Linked DNA regions of Homo sapiens: region 2 is linked to region 1. A link is a loop called in an ENCODE intact Hi-C map of the cell type or tissue named here. Cell type or tissue: PC-9. All regions are shown on one strand. Links, peaks and the distances in the headings refer to the core of each region. The heading gives the core; the rest is flanking DNA.

Evidence for each region. Hi-C counts contacts between places; a loop is a spot of excess contacts. Peaks named below come from ENCODE experiments on the same cell type or tissue, not always from the same donor. Only the 100,000 strongest peaks of a DNase experiment are listed, where the experiment ranks them.
Region 2: a loop joins it to region 1, with 14 times the contacts of the local background. A loop is called at or near these places in 1 of 110 quality-filtered maps.

Annotation. Positions count from the first base shown.
Region 1 is chr20:51,622,662-51,627,192 of GRCh38, reverse strand. It overlaps ATP9A (ATPase phospholipid transporting 9A (putative)), which reads left to right. Exons shown (of 28, transcript NM_006045.3): 18 at 1,831-2,001. Among named protein-coding and RNA genes, the nearest start is that of NFATC2, 82 kb to the right of the region's middle. RefSeq lists an enhancer at 2,391-2,923. In PC-9, for the core only: CTCF peaks have their summits at 2,535 and 2,741 (motif pointing right); a DNase peak (open chromatin) is centred at 2,762.
Region 2 is chr20:51,309,812-51,314,342 of GRCh38, reverse strand. No RefSeq gene overlaps it. Among named protein-coding and RNA genes, the nearest start is that of MIR3194, 140 kb to the left of the region's middle. RefSeq lists enhancers at 1,441-2,429, 2,430-3,419. In PC-9, for the core only: no CTCF peak of the experiment used is centred there; a DNase peak (open chromatin) is centred at 2,262; H3K4me3 peaks cover 607 bases; H3K27ac peaks cover 690 bases.

The DNA of each region.
Region 1 (4,531 bases), core at 1,216-3,715:
CTGTTCATATATTTTTTTTTAACATTCATCTTATCCATCTCCTTTCGGGAATAAAATATTTTTGAAGACAGGGACTTTACAAGTCTGGTTTGTTCTTCTTATTCTTGTTCTTCTTCTTCTTTTTTTTTTTTTTTTGAGACAGAGTTTCGCTCTTGTCGCCCAGGCTGGAGTGCAGTGGTGTGATCTTGGCTCACTGTAACCTCCGCCTCCCAGGTTCAAGGGATCCTTCTGCCTCGGCCTCTGGAGTAGCTGGGATTACAGTTGCCCGTCACCATGCCCGGCTAATTTTTGTATTTTTAATAGAGATGGGGTTTCACCATATTGGCCAGGCTGGTCTCGAACTCCTGACCTCAGGTGATCCACCAGCCTTGGCCTCCCAAAGTGCAGGGATTACAGGTGTGAGCCACTGTGCCTGGCCTGGTTTATTCTTATATCCTTAGTAGTTAAAGATAGTCCTTGGCATATGGTATGCCTTCGGGAAAATTTGGCATAAATCATTCTCTTGGAGCCCTAATTTCTTTTCTCTTTTTTTTTTTGCACATTTATTCTGAGACGGGGTCTCGCTATGCTGCCCAGGCTGGTCTCAAACTCCTGGCCTCAAGCCATCCTCCTGCCTCAACCTCCTTGTAGCTGGGATTACAAGTGTGAGCCACCGCATCTGGTTCGGCTCCCTAATTTCTTTTCTTTTTTTTTTTTTTATTTGTGACAGAGCTTTACTCTTGTTGCCCAGACTGTAGTGCCAATGGCACGATCTCTGCTCACTGCAACCTCTGCCTCCTGGATTCAAGCGATTCTCCTCCCTCAAGCCCCCAAGTAGCTGGGATTACAGGCATGTGCCACCATGCCTGGCTAATTTTTGTATTTTTAGTAGAGACACGGTTTTGCCATGTTGGCCAGGCTGGTCTCAAACTCCTGACCTCAGGTGATCTGCCTGCCTCGGTCTTCTAGAGTGCTGGGATTACAGGCATGAACCACCACACCCGGCCTCCCTAATTTCTTTAAGCTGTAAAAATGTTGGGGTTGAACCAGATTATTGACTTGCTTATTGTCATCCCATCCCATAGATTGTGTGTTCCCTGAGGGGAGGGTCCTCGTCTTGTTTACTGCCGTGTCTCTGGTGCCTGGCCTAAATCCAGCGTGCAGGAATGCAAGGGAGGGAGGCGGGACACGCTTCGTGGGGCCCTGCCCTGCTCCATGCGGGGAAACTGCCTGGATCTCTCTTTAATATATTTGAGTTCTTTGTAAGCCATTATTTAACAAGCATTTTAGCCCCGATCAATGCTACCTGCCTTTTAATTTTAAAAGCATGTGCTTCAAGCGGGCCCATTAGATGACTGGTTTTCCTCCAGGTTTTTGCTAACATGATAAAGAGAAGAAGCGGCAGTTTGGGTTGATGGTCTTCAGAAGCTCGACTTGGTCTTTAGAAAACCTGGTGACCCACAGTTTGGCTTACAAAGTGCATGTTGTGTATGGGAGAACTTACTGTTTTTTTGAGATCTTGGTTGTGCCCGTCCCTGAGACAACCCAATGAGGTTGGTGCTGTTATTGCCATTTCGTGGCCACGGCTCAGAGAGGTTAAGTGACTTGCTGGAAGTCTCCCAGCAGGTGAGTGTGGAGTGTAGGGTGGGACTCAGGTCTGTGCAGTGTCTACATGGAGGACTTGTGAGGAAGCTGGAAGCCTATGTCACCCCTGTGGGGTCCAGCTCACCTGCTGGGGTCCCCCACCCCGTGTGGTGGGGATCGGGTGTGGCCCTTCCACTCTTGGCACTGGCCAGTCAGCCTGGCCTCTCCTCACCCTAAGCAGTGACTGCATCTGCTGGTGTGTCCCAGGCCCGCTACGTCCAGGCCAAGCTGAGTGTGCACGACCGCTCCCTCAAAGTGGCCACGGTGATCGAGAGCCTGGAGATGGAGATGGAACTGCTGTGCCTGACGGGCGTGGAGGACCAGCTGCAGGCAGATGTGCGGCCCACGCTGGAGACCCTGAGGAATGCTGGCATCAAGGTAGGGCGGGCTGCCCGCAGGGAAGGGCACTCCAGGGCAATGCCAGTTATCCCTCAGCAGTGCAGGGAGATCACAGGGGGAAAGGGTGGGAGGAGCAGCAGAGGACACCAGGAGTGCCTTATCTGCAATGGGCCACAGGCACTGTTTCTGCCCCTCCAACTGTGATTTTTTTTTTTTTTTTTTTTTTGAGACGGGGTCTCGCTGTGTCGCCCAGGCTGGAGTGCAGTGGCATGATCTTGGTTAACTGCAACCTCTGCTTCCTGGATTCAAGCAATTCTTGTGCCTCATCCTCCCTAGTAGCTGGGATTACAGGCACGTACCACCACGCCTGGCTAATTTTTATATTTTTGTAGATAGAGGGTTTCACCATGTTGGCCAGGCTGGTTTTGAACTCCTGACCTCAGGTGATCTGTCTGTCTCAGTCTCCGAAGTGCTAGGATTACAGGTGTGAGCCACTGTGCCTGGCCCTCCAGCCCTGATTTTGGAAGACATCTTGTGTAGCGTTTGCCTTTACTGTACCGATGACTCCCCTGACTCCACTGGGCTCCCTGGTGCTCAAGGCCGAGCAGTGTCCAGCGTGCATGGCTGCTGATTAAATTCTAGTTGAGTGATCAGCACGCCGGTCTGTCTGCCGTGTGGCCAAGTGAGTGAGTGACCACCCAGCAGAGTGACCGTCAGCGCCATCACACTGTCGTATTAGCATTTTGCACTCTACCAGTGGCGACCCAAAAAAAAATACTAGGAGTTGAATCTGGAGGGGCCAGCAGAGGGCGCGTGAGGACCTGGTCCTCAGTGGACCAAGGGAGGTGTGAACAACCAAACTCATTGGCCTGGAGCTCCTGGAAACGTGTGCCTGCCACCGGCCTCCACTCAAAAGTGGCTCTCTGCTGCATCCTGGGGCCTGTCCTTTCAGCAGGGCCATGGCAGGAGGACAGGTTAGATGCCAGGCAACATTCAGGCCCACTGGGGACTCCCACCCCTGCGTGCCTGTTTCCTTGTAAACCCAATTCTGTCGCTTGCATTTGGCTCACAGGCCTGGTTCGTCATAAGGAAATCACCAACGGGACCTTGCTTCCGGAAGTCTGGCCGCTGGAGGCCCATTTCTGCTTCATCGTGGGGTCTGCAGTGGGGCCCTGGCCATTCCTAAGACTTCTGGAGTTTCCATTTTCTGCTTCCATCTTTGTCCTGGGGTTTTTCTCCTTCTCAAAACTATGTTAGCCCAAGACGAGATATTTTATTCACAGAGTGTGCATGTGACTTACCATTCTAGTTTCCTGTTAGATGACAGGAGGAGGGGAGTGCCTGGGATGGGGCAGGTTAGTTGGTAATTAAAGTCTAAGATACGATCTTGCACAGGAAATTTTCTTTTCTTTTCTTTCTTTCTTTCTTTTTTTTTTTTTTTTTGAGACAGAGTTTCACTCTGTCGCCCAGGCTGGAGTGCAGTGGTGCGATCTCGGTTCACTGCAACCTCCACTTCCTGGGTTCAAGAGATTCTCCTGCCTCAGCCTCCCAAGTAGCTGGGATTATAGGTATGTGCCACCATACCTGGATAATTTTGTATATTTAGATATTTAGTAGAGATGGGTTTTCTCCATGTTGGTCAGGCTGGTCTCGAACTCCTGACCTCAAGTGGTCCACCTGCCTCGGCCTCCCAAAGTGTTGGGATTATAGGCGTAAGCCACCGCGCCTGGCTGCACAGGATATTTTCTAAATCAGCCCCTTGTATGGATGTAGAAACTGAGGCTAAGTGAGGCGTCTCCATTCCCCAGGTTCTCACATTGGGAAGCAGCAGAGCCGGGACTGGAGCTGGGGTCTTGGACCCTTCCTGTAGTACCTTGCCTTCATCACAGCATGGGACATTAGCCATGTCGTGCACCTGATCGTTCTTTTCATGCTTTTCTGGAACTTGAACTTCCCAATTCCTTCCCCAGTGTTTGTTCTCTTACCTCAAACCCTGAGAACTATGACTAAACGAAGCTCACCAAAAAGAATATTATTTTTAGGACAGGCGGGATATTGAGGGAAAACAGACCCAGCTAGGGGAGAGGGCCCGGGAGGCTCAGCCCTGAGAGGTGCCCGGTGCCTTCCTTCTGCCCGTCTCACTGCCTGGGTTTCCATCCTACCTCTCCCTTTACTTCTTCTGTGACCCTTGGCAAATGACTGAAGCTCTTAGCGCTTCCATTTCCAGCCTCCAGAAGCTGTCATGAAGGTAACAGAGAGCTCAGCGTGGGTGCTGGGCACGTAGTGGACACTCAGGAGACAATTGTCATGATCTTCTTTCCTATACTTTCCCTCCTATCCAGATTTTCTTTGACCGATAGCCCCAAGACTGCTCCCAGCTGGGAGCAAAGAGAACAAAAGGGTTAATGAGGTAAAATCACAGAGCAGGAAGCACATTCCATGAGGACTCTAAAGACCCGGATTCTGGGCCTGGTTAGGACAAGAGGTAGCTGTGTGGTTTGGGGCAAGTCATCTACCCTCTCTGAGCCCACAGCAGAGAAATGCAGTGTGAGCTAATGCACGATACGGA
Region 2 (4,531 bases), core at 914-3,413, 310 kb after region 1:
GAGAACCCAGCCAAGCCCACCTGGGAATGGGGACAGCCTGTGGGGCTGTACACATGATAATGTTAAATGAACCTGAAGGGTAAGCTATGGCTCCAGCGCGGGCCAAACTCACATTTGCAAAATTAGTAATCAAATGGGTGAGGACGCCAAGGCTGGAGCGTGCCCACATATGCCCCTGTTAGGGTCCTGGATTGCCCTTGAACACCAGCTCCTGAGCTCTTGGTGACCAATTCAGGCTGAAAGAGCCATCTCTTGCCCCCAGGCTCCCACATATGGCAGGCCACTCATAAGAGTGGATTGGGCAGGTGTTCTCTGCAGACAGAGCTCCGGAGAAGCTGCCCTTTAGAAGATACTTCTAATCCCTGATGGGCCGTTTGCATGTCCTGGATGGGATGTCAGCTCCTCCAAGAGGTTTCTCTCCCCTAGGTCCCCTCTAAAGGGCCTCCACCTTGGCGCTATTGACATTTTGGACCAGATAATTTTTTGCTAGAGGGCCTGTCCGGTGCATTGTAGATTGTTCAGCTGCATCCCTGGGCTCTACCCACTAGATGCCAGTAGCATCTCCTGAATTCTAACCATCAAACATATCTCCAGAGTTTGCCAAATGACTGCTGGGGGAAAAAAATTACCCCTGGTTGAGAACCAGTACTCCAGCACTTGCTTGTAGGCCCTGTCACTTTTCCTCCTGACAAGCTCAGAGAACGAACCTCCACCCTCATGCTGATGAATCATCGTATTTCAATCAATGCATCGCATCCATCAAAACCAGCAGGATGCTGTTTGCATACGTGTGTGTATGTGTGAGTGTGTGTTCCACTATTCCAGCCCATGTCAATTCCATCAGCAGGAAGGAAGTGCTGGGGGAAGGAACATGCTTCCTGGTCAGGCCATCCTGCAAATCCCTGATGCTGCTGACTTAGCAGAAGCTTCCCACACACTGGCTTCTCCAACACCATCACATACGGTTGTTCTCAGGCCTCTGCTCCTTGCAAAGGGCTAGAGCTCCCTTTCCTGGAGGGCCTGTGAACAGCCATCATTGAGCCATGAGGCTGGCATTATCCTCCCCATTAGAAAGATGAAGAAACTGAGGCTCGGAAAGGTAACGTGAAGAGCTTAAGACAGCAGATCTATCTTATTCTGAAGCCTGTTTTTACTATAGATTTCCCATCATAAAGCAACTGTCTAGATATGCGGCCAGGTCACTGTGAACAATAAACCTTTAGTGGTCTCACTTTGCAGCCAGGCCACTGCCGAGCATTTGTAGATTCATTGGATTTCATTATTGAGTATTTTAAGCCTACAATAAAGAGCAGAGGATAATGCAGGGTGAGTATCCTTTATCCAACATGATTGGGACCAGAAGTGTTTCAGATTTCAGAGTTTTTCAGATTTGGGGATACTTGTATTACACTGAGCAGCTGAGCATCCCAAATCTGAACACTTGAAATGTTCACTGTAGCACTTCCTTCGAGTACAGCATCAACACTCACACCATTTTGAGTTTTGGAGCATTTTGCGTTTCAGATTTCAGATTCGGGATGCTCAACCTGTGTACCAGAAAGGCTGACATCTACTACCCAGCTTGGTTCAAATTTGTTTTATGACTGAAGTTATTTAATACATGTCATAGAGACAGGAGACAGCCAAGGGTCCCCCCACAAAACTCCGCCTTCAAGCCTAAAATGGCCTGAAGGCTGAAAAACCCGGACTGCAGGTCCTGGAGAATCTCTGACCTGCCTGAGCACTGGGAGGATGGGGTGGAGTCTCAAGAAGTTTGTGCCGTTTGCAAGGGAAAGGAACCTGGCCTCTCCTGTTCCTGGATAGTAAACTGGGATTCAAACTATGAGGTGGGAAGCCTTCTAGCAGGACTCTCTCCTGCTTTACTGAGATTTATTTTTCCTTTTCGCCTAATAAATTCCATTTCCCCTCACCCTTCAAAGTGTCTGCAGGCCTAATCTTTCCTGGTCATGTGACAAGAACCCTTTTTTTTTTTTCCCCCTACAACACATGTATTAGGGCATTCTTGCATTGCTCTACAGAAATACCTGAGACTAGGTAATTTATAAGAAGAGAGAGAGGGAGAGGAGGTGCCACACACTTTTAAATGACCAGATCACGCATGTAAAGCAAAAATAAAATTCTAAGCCGCACAACCTGCTGATAAACCCTCCCCTTGGCCAAGAGCATTCTAAAATTAACTGGAAAGACGAGTTCGGGTTATCATGGGAAGTGAAAGTCAGACATGCCTCCTTATACCCTCCTCCCCCTCCCTTTGGAATTCAAGCACAGTTGACCAACATTAACATTAAAACAGAGATCTTAAGACAGATAGAACAGACTTGAAGTCTGATAAACATTTACAATCTATTCTCTGTGAAGCCTGCTTTGGGAGGCTTCATCTGCATGATAAAACCTGGGTCTCTACAACCTATTATCTTAACCATTCCGTCTGTGATTCCAGGTCTTTAAATAATAACTCTTTAAGCCAATTGCCAGTCAGAAAGTCTTCGACTCCGCCTATGACCTGGAACCCCGCCTCCTCCAGTTATCCAATTGTCCCGCCTTGCCAGACGAAACCAACATGTATCTTACATGCATTGATTGACATGTCTCCCAAAAATGTATAAAATCATTTTGTATCCTGACTACCTCGGGCACATATTCTCAGGATTTCCTGGGGCTGTGTCATAGGGCCACTGGTCCTTCATACTTGGCTCAGGATAAACTCTTCGGATATTTCGCAGAGTTTGACACTCTTCATTGACACTCACTATTGCAAAGACAGCACCAAGCTATTAGGAATCCACCTCCATGACCCAAATACTTCCCACCAGGCCCCACCTCCAGCATTAGGGATTACAATTTGACATGAGATTGGAGCAGGGACAAATATCCAAATTATATCAATAGATTTGTATTGAAAAGTCAGGCCACATGCAGTGGCTCATGCCTGTAACCCCAAAACTTTGGGAGACTGAGGCAAGATGATTGCTTGAGGCCAGAAGTTCAACACCAGCCTGGGCAACATAGTGAAAGCCTGTATCTACAGACAGTTTTTTTTTTTTAATAGCCAGGCATGGTGATGTGGGCCTGTAGTTCCAGCTACTCAGGAGGCTGAGGAGGGAGGATCACCTGAGCCCAGGAGTTGGAGGCTGCTGTGAGCTATGAGCATACCACTGCACTCCAGCCTGGGTGACAGAGCAAGAATCTGTCTCAAAAAAAGAAAAAAGAAAAATTACACATGTGCAGAGAACTATACGTATCATAAATGATTGGCTCAATGAATTTTCCCAAATTGGAACCAGCCTCCAGATTAAGAAATCATCTGTTACCCTAGGGAGCCCCTCATGTGCCCATGGTTGATTTTTTTAGGAAACAAAGCATGGCAGATAAAATTGGTCCCTGTGAATAACCTGCCCACTCCATTCTTCTCTCTCTCATCCCAGAGGTTTCATAATCCTAAATACAATGCTTGTTATTCCCATATTTGCCTTTACATTTATAGAACATATGCACATATATCCCTGTGCAACAGACACTTTTGCTTTCATGCTTAAAACTTTATATAAGTAAGATACTATGCTTTTCTCATTCTAAAATGATGTTCTGAGGTTTGTCCATTGTCGTGGGTTGCGACTCTCTGGGGTTGGTGTCATATAGGTGGTGAAAAGAATGTACCAAGATAGCTGTAGGTAAAGAAAGGCAGATTTACTCGAGAAAGCGCTGCAAGGAAGCAATGGGCAGGTCAGCAAGAGGGGAGCTGACTGCAAAGGGACAAAGCTTGCTGGAGATTTTATACGCTGGTTCTTGGGCTGGAGAGGGCTACGTGCTGTACTGATAACACCAAGGTTGCAGGGAGCTAACTTGCATTTTTCTATCAGCCAAGAGTCTGGTAATAGCTGGGCACAGGAAGACTGTGAGTTATATTGTGCAAGAGGTCCATGGTCCTGCATTGTGTCCTGGAAAGGCAGACTTACAGCTTATCTGCTTTCTCTTTTTGCTTTCCCTTTGTCCCACCAGCCTGACTCCTCCTCCCTAATGAGAACTCCACATCCATGTACATCAATGAAGCTGTAGTTGTTTTTGCTGCAAATATGTCACAAGGCATTTCTCCACTCTCCCATTGATGGACACTTTAATGGTTCCTAATATTTCTCTGTTACACACAGATGCTGTTATGAGTCTCCTTGAGTATGGCTCCAGCATGCTGGAATGGGAGATTGTCTGGAGTAAAGATACGTAGGGGTGGAACTGGTGTATCATATGATGTGGGTATGTACAGTTTTGCTCTCCACAGGGGTTGTATCAGACTCATAGGAATTTTAAACTGGGGACAGTATCAATGACTACTGTACAAAAGCCACAAACCATAAGCCCATGGAGCTAAAAAAGCTTGAATAATATTTGAATCACCAATGCTAACATTTACAAATAGGAAGAATTCATACAAAATCCATATTTGTAGCTTTTTGTGAAACGCTGGGCAATTCTGGGCCCAGGCAGCTGCAGAGGTGCTTCTTGAGGCAGAAAG